2 separate regions of the Homo sapiens genome follow, and region 2 is linked to region 1. A link is a contact called in ENCODE Hi-C or POLR2A ChIA-PET data. All regions are on one chromosome and are shown on one strand. The core of a region is the stretch at or near the end of the contact, and the rest is flanking DNA. Distances in the headings are between cores, read along the strand shown.

Region 1 (6,840 bases), core at 2,361-4,860:
CCTCTGCTTCTCTCAACCACCACAGTGTCTTGTGTGCCAACCACACAAGACACTGGGTGCTCCTTACTCGATACCATCTGCCCAGGAATGGCCCAGCCAGCCATGTGGGAGCAGACCACACCTCCCTGCTGGGTATGGAGGCCAGCAGTGCTAAGACTGGCAGTAGGAGTTCTGAGAAAGGAGTGGCCATGGCCACTGCACTCAAGGAACATGAAGGGAAGACCCCCGCCCTGTGTTGTATCTGGAATGCTCCTGGGGTTTCAGGGAGAGACGGTGGGGAGGTGGTGGGAAGAAGAGCCATTCTCCTTCTATCCATGATCTTTAGGGATTCCTCCTCATTCCAACAAGCATGACAAGATGGAACACAGAGGCTTGGTGAGGCGGCTCTCTGCTCTGCTCAGTTCTCCAGGGCTTGGCCAGGCCTCTTCCCTCTGGTTCTTGTCCCATGACTCTGTCCTGTCACCTTCTCACTTGCCTCCCCTGGGGTGGGTTGGGGCCTACAGGGTCCCACACTGACACTCCAGCCGGGAGAAGCAGAGGGCAACAGCACCCAGCACCCTGCCGCGCTGGCCTTCCCATGCGGGGTGCTCACAACACTGAGAGCCACTCCCTGCATCCTTTGTTCACCTCCCCCCTGGCCTTTGTCACCCCCTTGCAAATGCTGTCTTACATACCTGTCTTCCTCGATGGGCTGTGGGCTTCAAGGGAAGGAACTGGGCCCTTCTCTTGTGCTCAGTGCAGTACCTGGCACTAATAGGCGTCCAATAATGTTTGCTGGACAAGCAAACGAATGATGTTTACAACTGGGCCAGAGAACACTTGGCGAAACTGGTCCTCCAACCCACGAGGGTGTGGGCAGACTTCTCAGCGCCCTTCCATGAACTCTGAGGACTTTCCTAGGGGTCGTTTTCTAAGTTTGATGGTGGGAAAGGGCCCATGTGGCACAGAACACAATTCTGAATATAAGGGCTTCCTGAAGATTCTTGCAAGTTACCCTTGTTTGAGCCCAGCTTCCTGGGCACCCCGACCACTACTGGCCTCTGGCCTCTGGCCTCTGTGGAGGCCTGGCCTTGCAGGAGTGGGTTCTCCATTGTGGATCGGCAGCTTCACTTTATAACAGAGCCCAGAGGGCAGCAGCAACTTGCCAGTATTCTTGTATTGCTAAAGTCAGGGGGGAAAGGTAGGGCACTGTCAACCACACACAACCTGGGTAACCTTAGGCAGACTACTTAACCTCTCTAACTTCTTCTACCTACCTCGCAGGGTTATTCTAGTGAGGATTAAATGAGATAAACTTTGTTATCTTATTTAACATTATAAGCTCTGACCTATTGTTAACTATTCCATAAATATTAGTGTTATTATGAAAACCTTCTGCACTGAATTAAGGAGACAATTAATTCAGTGACAATTCAGAGACAATTAGAGGTGTAATTAAAAAATAGAAGAGGCTAGGAGTGGTGGCTCACACCTGTAATCCCAGCACTTTGGGAGGCTGAGGTGAGCAGATCCCTTGAGGCCAGGAATTCGAGACCAGGCTGGCCAACATAGTGAAACCCCATCTCTACTAAAAATACAAAAATTAGCCAGGCGTGGTGGAGGGCACCTGTAATCCCAGCTACCCGGGAGGCTGAGGCACATGAATCGCTTGAACCCGGCAAGCAGAGGTTACAGTGAGCAGAGATCGGGCCACTGTACTCCAGCCTGGGCAACAGAGTGAGACTCTGCCTACCTTCTACCTCCCCACCCCGCCAAAATAGAAGAATGTTAGGAACACAGAACATGAGAGGAAAAAAGAGCAAATACTGCATACTCCCAGGAGACATTTGTCCAGCATCTGCTGAACACCTCTGTGTTCCCAACACTGTGCAGGGGCTGGGATGAAGTGACTGTCCTTGCTCTTGGGCACAGGGAATCAGATCAACACACACTCACTCCCCTACCTCCCAACCCCTGTCCAAATCTTATTAGCATAAAAAGTGGCTTGTTTCCGCAGCACTTACTGCCTGGGCGAGGAAAGCCTTTCACACACATTCTCCACACTCTACCCACAAATGTGTTTCCCTTCCATTGCAAGGACTGTCCATGGGTCATGAAGCCAAGGGTAATAACCTGCCTCCCAGGGCACACAGCGAGGTACTGGTGGTTCTGAGGCTAATGCTGCCTTAAGGATGTGAGAGTTAAGCTCGATGACACTAACAGCTGGGAAATTCACCAGGAAAAAAGCCCAAAGGAATGAAAAGTTCCTTCCTCTTCAGGAACGGTACAATGAAAAATCACAACAATGGTTTCCTAGAAGATTTATGACACAAAAGATAGCGACCAGCTAACTGATCTTTTATCTACACCAAAGACTTAATGACAGGAAACAGATTTAGATTAAACTGGAGGGCTGTTAAACTAAAGAAGAACAATTCAATAATAAGCACAATATCTTGCTTACCTAAAACTTAATCACATTTGATCTTATGTCTTTGAAACATGAAGCAGAACCAGGAAATAGGCAGAAGCAGGGCCTGTGGGCAGCCAGCGCAGAGGTGGGGCCGGGAACCCAAGTGTGCCTCCTGGGAAGTCCTTCCTTCCCACCTCACTCAGAGCCTTTCCTCCCATTGAACAGAATCCTAACAGCTTGCCTCGGCTTCCTCACAGATTCCACGCTCCCCACAAAGCCTCATGCTTGGAGTGGCTGGAGAGGGTGCTACAGGTTCTCCGGACAGCCACGGAGAAGTGACAACTGGCCCTGACTGTAAAGGCAGAGACAAAGACAGGGCAGGGCCCCAGCAAAATCAGTGAAAATACACAGCATTGTGTGGACATCTAGTGTGGAGGCGAATGACACTGTGGAGTACAGGGGACCCCATTAAAGAACAGGACATAATCGTAAGGAACAAGGTTTTGGCGCCTGGAAGAATAAATCCTCTCTGTAGAATGACTCCTTCCTTCTTATTCTAGGTAGCACAAACATTAACAGATTTATAGAACAACAAAGGCTGTGCTGGAAGCTGATGAGCCGCTGCCCAGGAGGCTACTGTGAAGCCGCAGTGGCATGCCAGGGCTCGCGAACACACAGACACACCAATGCCAGGGCACTCAGGGAAGGGAGCTGCTGAGAGCGGGGTCCCCGACCCCAGGTGATGAGCCATGTCCTCTGCCATCTCTGCTACCCATTCATCACAGTCTACTCTCCAGTTTGGCACCTACCCCCTACTGGTAACCCGGGCTTGGAGGGTGGACCCTGGGTCTCACCTAGCTTTGGGGTAGGTGTGGGGTCACATGGGGTTGGCTTGGGGGTAGCCCAAAGTCAGTGGAATGATCTATGTTGTTCATCTCAGCCAGGCCTTGCTGTGTTGGGCTTTCAGAGCAGCTGCGGAAGTTGGCCACTTCCTCTTGCTTAATTCAGTGGGCATGAGCTGGGCGCTTGCTCTGAGTCACTCTACGAAATCTTTTCGCAGCTGTGTTCCGGCCATCAGAGAAGCATCCGCAGAACAGACAGCAAACATGTTCTTCTTCAATACGTGAAGCAGCCACTAGGCGATTTATAGCCATTGATAGCCTGTGCCTGTCATCAAGCACAGCAATTCCTTCAGGCTCTAGAGGCTTCCTGCCCAACCACCAAGAAAAAGCCACAAAGCCTCAGAGAGCTGGGAGTGGCAGTGAAGACAGATCAGAAACACTACCCCACAGATAGCACAGCCAAAAGCTAAGAGAGCCAAGCACATCTGGTTACCTGCCAGGCAGCCACAGAAGATGACAACCATGGGCACCTTTCTTCAGGCTCAAACCCAACATGCAGTCCTATGACCTGTTTCTTTTATGGGCTAACCTCCTTGAGAGTATATCTCAGACCTCTGTGGCCTGAGCCTGGGCTCTGGGCTTTCAGTACCGGAGTGAGGGTTTTTACAGCAGAGACATTTGCTACTTTAAGTACCTGAATATGCCCTGGGTCTGGGCCAGCACACCGGTATGGGGGTGGGGAGGGCTGGAGGCGCTCACCCCACTTGCCAGGAATTGAGTGTCCCTGTTCATCAAACAGGGACCTGGCCTGAATATCACAGTCTCTTCTAGAACTCCTTGAAGTCTTGGGAAGGGGCAAGCCTCCTTGGGTTTAAAGACCGCCTGGCAGTACTATCTGCTTAAAAAGCTTAGCATGAGGGACCAGAGAGCTGGCTTCCCCCTGGGGATGCAAACCTGTGGTTGGAGAAATACCCAGAGAGGCAGAGAGAGAAACGAGTCATTCCAGGACCTTCTGAGAAAGGTATGGATGTGGCAGGTACAGATATACGGAAAACAAAAATGGTCATTCTCACCGACCCTCTGTCACTGGTAAGAACACATCTTCATGTGCTATAAAGTAACTGGGAAAGAAAATCAAAGAGCTCCGAGTCATGCTGGATTGCTGCAGCGCCAGGAGGCTCCCCAGAATGGAGGGAGCTGCAGTCCATCGCAAAAACATGAAGAAAGCAAATGGCAACGTGACAGACAGGAAATCTTATTCAAGAAAGGGAAAGTGTTAGCTGCTTAATGTAACTCTATGTTAAATCGACAATGAAAACATTTACTCTTTAAGGTCTTTAAGAGTTTTGAAATATCTAGTTTTGAGAGTTCCTGGTGTTCTAGAATTTTCTGTCTCATAGGGAAATCTCTTGGGGCATCCATGGGTATTTGGGCTGCAAAAGGTGGAGTGTGAGAATAGTGAGGGGCATTCTCGGGCTAGGGAGCTCCCTTCAGCCCCAGGGCCCTGAGGCCTCCGGGGCCTGCTCGGTTTGGGTCTCGACCCTCTCTGTCCTCTTCATTCCTCCAAGTCTCAGCGAAAGGGATTCTGTGAACCCATGTAGGATGCATAACCCTCAAAATGGGACAGCTGAGACTCTACAGGGCTTAAAAATATAGGATCTACCTTGCAACCTGAGCAGCCCGCCCAGGAGGAAAGCCTTCAATCCTACCTCCCAGCACCAGACAACAGGCGACAGAATGACAGCACAGGCTGGAGAATGCCCTATACTGGGCCCAGTGGGTGCTGGGCCGGTGCTGAGGAGGGCTGCAGCCCTTTAGGGCCACAGGCAGGCCCAGAGGGCTCCTTTCCATGGCAATGGAAATCAGGGAAAGGTGGGATGGGGCAGGTGATAGTGTCATATGGTTTGGCTCTGTGTCCCCACCCAAATCTCATCTTGTAGCTCCCATAATTCCTATGTGTTGTGGGAGGGACGTGGTGGGAGATAACTGAATCACGGGGGCAGGTCTTTCTCATGCTGTTCTCATGATAGTGAATGGGTCTCACAAGATCTGATGGTTTTAAAAATGGGAGTTTCTCTGCACATGCCCTCTCTTGGCCTGCTGCCATCCTTGTAAGATGTGACTTGCTCCTCCTTGCCTTCTGCCATGATTGTGAGGACTCCCCAGCCAGGTGGAACTGTAAGTCCAACAAACCTCTTTCTTTTGTAAACTGCCCAGTCTCAGGTATGTCTTTATCAGTAGCATGAAAATGGACTAAAACACAGGGATATAAAGAGATTTGGGGTAGGAGGTTACTGGGGAAAGGAAAAGATGCTGCATATACCTGTGAGGCAATAATAGTTTAGCAACTTTTCTCTCGGTCATCTATGACAAAAGTGGTATTTTTACGACCTCGTGGGTTCACGTTCAATATTCTACCAAGGAATCAGGGAGCAGTAAAGAGAGCATGGGTTTTGAAGTCAGACAGATCTGTTTGAATCCTTGTTCAAATGTACAGCCATGAGATCCTTCTGTAAAATGGCCAAGGCAAAACCTCCTCACAAGGTTAAAATGAGGAGTAGCAGTCTTGTGATAAACATTAGTTCCTTTTCATTTAAATAAAAAATCAGATATCATTTTCCTAGCTCCTAGCTCATAAATCACCACTTAAAACTTAAAAAAAAGTTCCCAAATTGAAAACTCATCTTGGGGAAAAATAAAGTGTATACTAAAGAGAACACCAGTAAAAATTTTCATTTTCATAATCTAAGAGTGAGTTTGTGGTAAAAACTCTTCTGTTTGAGATCAGGAACAAGACATAAATGCCTATTATTATTATGTCCAGAAATACTGTACAGTGCAATAAGGCAAGAAAAATAAATACATGGCATGAGAATTGGAAAGGAAAAAGTAAAACTGTCATTATTTGCAGATGACATGATGAGGTACACTGGAAATAAAAAAGCATCTACACTGAACTGAAATATTGTTATGAAAAAAAATCTACAAATTATTTGAACCTAATAAATAAATTCAGGAAAGTAATTGATAACAAGGTCAACAAAAATAAACCATGTTTCCTTGTATTAGCAACAAAGAGAAAATTAAATTTACAAATACCATTTAAAATAGTACCACAAATCAAATACCTAGGAGTAAATCCAATGAAACATGAGCAAGATCTCTAACAGAAAATTATATTGAGAAAAATTAAAGAAGCTCTAAATAGAGGGAGGTACCATGTTTGTGAAGACTCATTATCATAAAAGTGTTGATTTTTCCCAAATTGACATATGGATTCAAAGCAATCTCAATATAAATCCTAGCAAGTTTGTGTGCATGTATGTGGCAACTGACAATCTGATTCTAAAATCTATATGGAAATGGAATGGGCCAAGAATAGCATAGGTGCTCTTTATAGAAAAAGTCCAAGTTGGAAAGTGTAGCTCTACTGGCTATCAAGATTTTTATACAAACATGAAGGTAGTGTGGTACTGGTACAAGAATAGATATATAAACCAGTGACACAGAATGGAGAGCAGAAACAGATCTGTGCATATGGGTACTTCATTTTTGACAAAGGTGGCAGTGCTAAGCTATGGGAAAGTATTTTCAAAAAATGATGCT
Region 2 (6,956 bases), core at 348-2,847, 100 kb after region 1:
ACAGACACTGGTAACAAGTCCTGGGAGTACATCTGAACTCTACCAAAAGGGAAAGTAAGGACTAGGTATGTTATATTTGTCTGCTTTTCACAGAATGGTCATTCAGATAATTTTAATGAAACCAAAGGAAAGTTAAACTTTACACTTAAAAAAAAAAAAAAAAAAAAAAAACTACAGATGATATAAATAGACCGAGAAAACACTATTTGTTTTTTGAAGCATTGAACATTTTTCCCCCTAAGCAAGAATTGACATGAACTGGTAACTACCTCAACCTGAACTTAGCCAACCTCACCCCAATCCAAACTGGAATTGACTTTCCCTTTTCAACTCCTTGGATAAATGGCCCTGGCAGAAACTGTTGTCACAAAGGCCAACTGTAGAAGTGCCACCATAAAACTGTTTGCCTGACCAACTCAGGCCGTTTCAGAGTCTTCCCTGACTCCTTTTCCATGTCCTTTTCCTGCTGCTCTGCCAAACTGCTCCTCAGGAATGCAAGAAAAACTAAGTGGATGGAAGGTATCTGATCACCTGGTGCAGTAGGCTACTGAGCGGCCTGTGATTTCTGGCACCTCATAATATTTTTGTATTACAAAATTTTTTCATTATACAACTATTATTGCCACATTATAAAAATTTGGGAACTAGAGAAAGGAAAAAAAATCACTTATGATCCCATCATTCGAATGAAATCACTGCATTTTGGTGCATTGCTTCCTCTCCTCCCGGGCTCTTTGTATATAGTTCCACGGACTGCATCTATTTAGCTTGTTTATACACACCTCAGCTCCCCTACAAAGAATTTGCAGCAACTAACATAAATAACATCAGACAGACAACTCCATGCCAACATACTCTCTCCCAAACCAGCTTGTACTCCTGATTCCCATTTCTAACTTATGGGTTCCATCTCCCAGTCATCCAGGTTGAAACCTTGGCACCATCTTGGACTCCTCTCCCTCAACCCCAACATTCATTTCCATAGATTCTTCTGTCATTATCCCTTTCTCACATCTGTCCTTCCCACTCCAACCCCCCCTATTGATTTTGCTACCATCTAGTCCAGGTCCACAACTATTGCAATATTTCTCTGACTCATTCCCCAGCCTCTAGTTTCTCTCCTTTTCCTTGCAATGCTAAATTATTTTCCTCTTTTTGAATGCTCTCTTGCTGAACAACATCTGCTTGCCTTTCCATTGTCCAACAAACAAAAAACACTATTTGGTCTGAAAATTTGTCCCGAGTTTGTCCCCAATCTATCTTTCCTATCATATCTTTGACCACTTCCTTTATGAAACCTCTGCTGACACACTTGGGCCCTAGACATAAAACCACAGTGTATGCAGTGAGTACGGCAGGACATGTGCCTGCTCCCTGGAGACCCTGCAAGGTGCAGGGTTCCAGGCCAGCTGAGACAGAGGAACAGGTAGTAGATGTATCCGTCTGCTATTATCAACTATGAAAATGGACAAAACAAATGAAGCAATTGTGTCTAAGCATTACACAAACAGTAGAGGTGTGAACCTAGAGGTAAGGCAAATATGAGGAATGAGGTCCACGGTCACCTGGCTTTCAGCCTAGGGGCACTTTCCACACTGTGGCTCAGGGAAGTGGTGTCTATATGCCGAGCAGGTATGCCTAAGCCTCTGCATGCAACAGAGATTGCTAAGAATGTAAGAAATCAAGCCAGTACTTGCTTTTTGAAGTAGGCTGCTTCAATTTTGGATTTTAAAAAGATATAATTTCTCTAAAATTTCCAGGGGACCTTTTCTCTTGTTTCTTTCAGTTTTCTTTAGTTGAAAATATTGAGGCTCAGCACAGTGGCTCGTGCTTGTAATCCCATAGTGGCTCGTGCTTTGGGAGGCCCAGGCAGGAAGACTGCTTGAGCTTGGGAGTTCAAGGCTGCAATGAGCCACTGCATTCCAGCCTGTGTGACAGAGTGATACTCTGTCTCTAAAAATCGATTAATTAATTAATTTTTAAAAAGAAAATATTGAGCAATCTTGCCCATAGTTTCAAGGAAGATAAAACCAGTCTTAGGCAATGTCTTCTATCTCTCAGCCTTCTATCTACTAAGCTTCCCCATCTATTATAGTAGAGAAGAGATTACATACTGAACCTACGGCGTTCTGTGTCAGTGGGAAATATGAACATCTTTGCAATGTTTTAAAACACTAGGCCACTAGGCCATCAACGCTTGGTGGCAGACTGAAACTGCAAGGGTGGATGTCCACATTGGGCAAATGTCAAAGGCCATGTTAGTGCCAAGGCCATCTCTGAGGATGACCAAAGCCAAAGCAGTCACCCAGAAGCCACCCTAGAGAGGGGCAAGAAGTAGGTAAAAACTAGAAGCAGCACATCTGGGGCATTAGAAAAGGGATTGGGGGTGCTGGGCATGGTGGTTGACGCCTGTGATGCCAGAACTTTGGGAAGCTGAGGTGGATGGATCACTTGAGCCCAGGAGTTCAAGACCAGCCTGGACAACATGGTGAAACCCCATCTCTACCACAAATACAAAATATTAGCCAGGCTTGGTGGCACACACCTGTAGTCTCAGCTACTTGAGAGGCTGAGGTGGGAAGATCACCTGAGCTTGGAAGATTGAGGCTGCAGTGAGCTATGATCATGCCACTACACTCCAGCCTGGGCAAAAGAGTGGGACTCTGTTGAGAAGAGGAGGGGAGGGGAAGGGAGGGGGAGAGGGGGAGGTGGAGGAGGAGGAGGGATTGGAAGGGTTCACTTTTCTCATATCCTACACATTTTTTCTTTGAGAGTCAATTGCTGCATTCCCTTCCTCCAACTATAATTTCCAAAGACAACTAGCCTCAATCCCACTTTTACCTGCTCAGTAACATCCCAAAAGAATGTTTAAAGAGCCCTTATCAGTTTGCCTTTCTCAACTTGCTGGATAGATGAAAACCTACTGGGAGTAGCCCAAGCTTCTCCAGCTCAGCCCTAGAGAGGCAGTTCTCAGGGAAGGTGTTCCTGCTACCCACCGAGAAGCATGCCTTTGAAGAGTACCCCTTCAATCACGTTATTTGGTGTTAAATTCAGGTAAAGAACCCTATGTCTCTCCCAAGCAGAGCCCTTACAAGCTTTCTTTCTGTGATACCTTACACCAACACTGGAACCATCTGAAGGGCCAAGGCTTGGAATTCATTCTTTAGCACTCACTGTTGCCCCTTCTGAAGCCCAAGAAGAGTCTAGTGGGAGGACATTTCTCATTCTCACCCTCACCAATGTCACCACAGGAACACAATCTTAAGGTCACATAGTTGTAAAGGCTCAGAGGCCTATGGCAAGTTCAGGCACGAAGCAAACCTAGCCTTGCACAGTATGCTGCCTAGGCAGCACAGGGCAGCCAGGCTAACCACACAGGCATGCAGACTGCCTGCTACCCAAGATGCTATAGAAATTTCCATCCTACCGTCAGCGAGTGGCTTGCAGGAGAGGGCATCATCGAGGTCTCGGGCGGTTGATGGGTCAATGGTGAAGATACAGTCTTTTCTAGGAAAGAGTGAAGAAACAATTAGCAATGCCACAAATAATAGCAACTTTACCCCACCATAGTACAGCTTTAAAGAACAGTGAATTTTGCATATGTGCTCTGTTAGGGAAAGTGAAAAATAACTTCTACGAGAATGAGATCTTTAGTTAAATGTGAGACTGAGAAGAGACAAATGGGTGAGTGACTTTCTCTTCCTCTGTGTGAACTGGCACCTACTTCTCCTTCACCCCAAGCCAGAAGAGATGTGAGTGGGTGAAAATCAGGCTGCTTCCATGAACGAGGCTTCTCAAGAAGAGTTGGCCAACAAGAGGGGCAAGTTACTTTGGTAAATTACTCTTCAATTTACACTTTGGTAAAATATCCTTCTCCAGTGACTTGTGATACAGGGGGATGGGACCCAACAATAAGCTTCGCAAAAAAACTTTGGGCCGTAGAGTTAACCATAATAGAAGTCTACCTGGAAACAGCACAAATCACAGTTTGTTTCCACAGAATAATTATATATTTCAACCAAGCTCATACCAAGTACACCATGTGCCCATTTATCTTTGCACAATATCCTTACGAACATCACACTCTTACCCTGTGAAACTCCCAGACATTCTCATTCTGTTTTACAGTTTCCCATATAGCATGCCTGACTCAATCCACCCATTCCCACCATGTAAACACCTAAAGATCTTGGCAGCAGCTGTCCTTGGCTCTCCATACCTCCAGCCTTTCCTGCCCGAGGACTGCCTGGAGATTGGGGTATTCTGCAGCAACTGCCCTTCTGCCCCCATGCCACACTCTAGTCGGTGCTCACTGCTTCCTAGGTTCTTCCTCCACTCCATCCAGTACTAGCAGTGCACTGCCACCATTTCTCTGTCTTTTCCTCATTCATCAACACTGATGATGTTGCCCATACTTGTACTAACCATGGTAAGACAGGCTTTGTTCTTAAAGACTTCTTCCCTGGTGTTGCTCCTCTGTTCAAAACCTCCTTGGCAGCAGTGAGCTATAATTGGGCCACTGCACTCCAGCCTGGACAATAGAGCGAGACCCTGTCTTCAGAGGCTGCCAAGCTGCTCTAATGCTGGCCTGCCACAAGCTCTTGGGACCTTTCTCTATCCGACTCTTAACTGTCCACTTACCCTACTCCTAGTAACTCCCAACAGCCCTCTCTAATCCTAACCACAATACTTCCATCCTAAGAGAGTATTAATTATAAGATGCGCCATCAATTCTGTAATAGCTTTTGGAGAAATAAAAACCCCACCACATTAAATATATACATTAATTTTAAGATACTTCAGAATTTCAGAAATGTCAAATGTTTAAAAAATAATAATAACCTTTTTTTTTGTATGGCTCACTGCAGCCTCAACCTCTTGAGCTCAAATAATCCTCCCACCTCAGACTCCCAAGCAGCTGACAGTATAGGTGCATGCCACCACACTGGAGTAGTTTTAAAACTTTTTGTAGAAACAGGATCTCACTCTGTTCCCCAGGCTGATCTCAAACTCCTGGCTTCAAGGGATCCTCTCAACTTGGCCTCCCAAAGTGCTGGGATTACAGGTGTGAGCTACGATGCCCAACCCAAAAAGTAATCTTAAATGGTAAATGGATAACCAGACTGTGGTATACCCCCAAAATGGAACAGTATTTAGCAACAAAAATTAACAAATTATTCATAAATGCAACAGCCTGGATGAATCTCAAAGGTATTGAACTAAGTGAAAAGAGCCACTCTCAAAAAGAAAACAAAGCACTTTGGGAGGCCAAGGTGGGCAGATCACCTGAGGTCGGGAGTTCAAAACCAGACTGGCCAACATGGTGAAACCCCGTTTCTACTAAAAATACAAAAATTAGCCGGGCATGGTGGCACACGCCTGTAGTCCCAGCTACTCAGGAGACTGAGACAGGAAAATTGTTTGAACCCGGGAGGTGGCGGTTGCAGCGAGCCAAGATTGTGCCACTGCATTCCAGCCTGGGCAACAGAGCAAGACTTGGTCTCAAACACAAAAACAAAAAAGGGTGGGGGGAGGAGAGGGGATAAGAAGAGGAGAGGAGAAGAAGAGGAGAGGAACGGAACGGAATGAAAACAGAGATAAGACAGAGAGCAGATCAGTGGTTGCCAGAACTGGGAAAGGTACGCTTGTGCGGGGGCAGCAGGGGGAGTGGAACTAAATCTATGCATGTCTTAAAATTCACAGAATTTTACATACAGCAAAAGAAGGTCAATTTTAATGTTTACTATTTTTTTAAAAAATTCATGTGACTTTCAAATCAAGAAGAGTAAAACATATATGTTAAATATTCATAGGGTTGATCGACGGGTGCTAGATTTATGGATTAATTTTTTTCCCTTTAATGTGTACTTTTTCATATTTTTAAAATTTTTCACTGCAATTGAATATTACTTTTGTAAATGGAAAAAATCAAAACTATAGAGAATCTTCCTTAATCAAAAAACAATTGATCAGATATGTATTATTGTTTGTTTGTAAATATATTGTTTGTACATATATTTAGCTATCTTGTAACATTTGTTACAAGATGCATTTGGCTTAATATAGTTAATGGCTTTAAGATTATGGATCTGGTAAAAACTGTGTCCCTACTGGACACTAAGAAAATAGGGCAGGGAAAGGTAGGTGCCATTCAGGTGGAGGGAACGAGAGCATTTAGAGTGCAGATCCCAGAAAGGGTGATTAATCAGGAGACCCACTCTCCCTCTAAATATTTCGAGGAGAGTCACACACAGTGTAGGCAACATGAAGGTTGAAGCCTCAAGATATACAGAAGTAATTTTGGTTCCACTATATAAAAGAGGTTGTAAGCAAGAGTGCCAGAGGAGAAGAGAAACACTGATCTCCTGGAATGCGTGCTCCGAGGGCTGTGTTCCCAGAGCCTTGAACAGAGGCTGCACCTCAGACATGTTTGTTGAATGAACAGATTGATGGTAATAGGAAGTGCCCAGGAGGTGAAATCAGACCTGGCACCACAGCAATGGGCTGTAATTGATGAGGATCTTGAACTTGGCTCACAAGGTAAAGAAGGAAGTGTCCACTTCTTTCTCCTTTTGATATCTCCCATAAAATCTAACCAAATGTTTTATATACACTGAGTACTCAATAAAAAATACTGGTATAACTGAAACTAAAAAGTCAGACATGGTAGTAGGAATGTTTGGGTCTTCTTCTTTTATCATAATGACATCATAAAAAGCCAAAAAAATGTTCCCCTAGTCAAAATCAAAAAGAACTCCATTAGCTTGGTTGGAGGTGGGAAGCCATCGTTTACTAGGTTACTTGGAGGGTTGACTAGGAAGTTTTAATTTCTTAAAATTAAACGTCTCTGGGTGCTTTGAGACTTTCATTTCTATGGATCCAGTGCATGAATGATAATTCCCATTTAGACATTTCCAGCCTGAAGTTGATCCCACCATATGTGACCGTGTAAGACT

Evidence for each region. A loop is a pair of places that touch in the nucleus more often than their neighbours do. ChIA-PET counts read pairs that join two places held with the same protein, here RNA polymerase II (POLR2A). Pooled maps may share reads with other maps.
Region 2: a loop to region 1 is called in a pooled map, with 2.5 times the contacts of the local background. The contact joins two enhancer-like sites. A Hi-C loop is called at or near these places in 3 of 50 pooled maps. POLR2A ChIA-PET finds 5 or more read pairs at or near these places in 3 of 52 experiments (CD4-positive, alpha-beta T cell, Caco-2 and activated B cell).

Annotation. Positions count from the first base shown.
Region 1 is chr2:232,312,346-232,319,185 of GRCh38, reverse strand. The region is part of intron 14 of DIS3L2 (DIS3 like 3'-5' exoribonuclease 2); the gene reads right to left. Among named protein-coding and RNA genes, the nearest start is that of ALPP, 63 kb to the left of the region's middle. RefSeq lists an enhancer at 3,648-3,817. Within about 2 kb of position 3,610, at least 22 of the 41 ENCODE cell types and tissues checked have a DNase peak (open chromatin) inside an H3K27ac peak, as active enhancers do.
Region 2 is chr2:232,206,877-232,213,832 of GRCh38, reverse strand. It overlaps DIS3L2 (DIS3 like 3'-5' exoribonuclease 2), which reads right to left. Exons shown (of 21, transcript NM_152383.5): 10 at 3,428-3,507. Among named protein-coding and RNA genes, the nearest start is that of MIR562, 38 kb to the right of the region's middle. Within about 2 kb of position 1,597, at least 2 of the 41 ENCODE cell types and tissues checked have a DNase peak (open chromatin) inside an H3K27ac peak, as active enhancers do.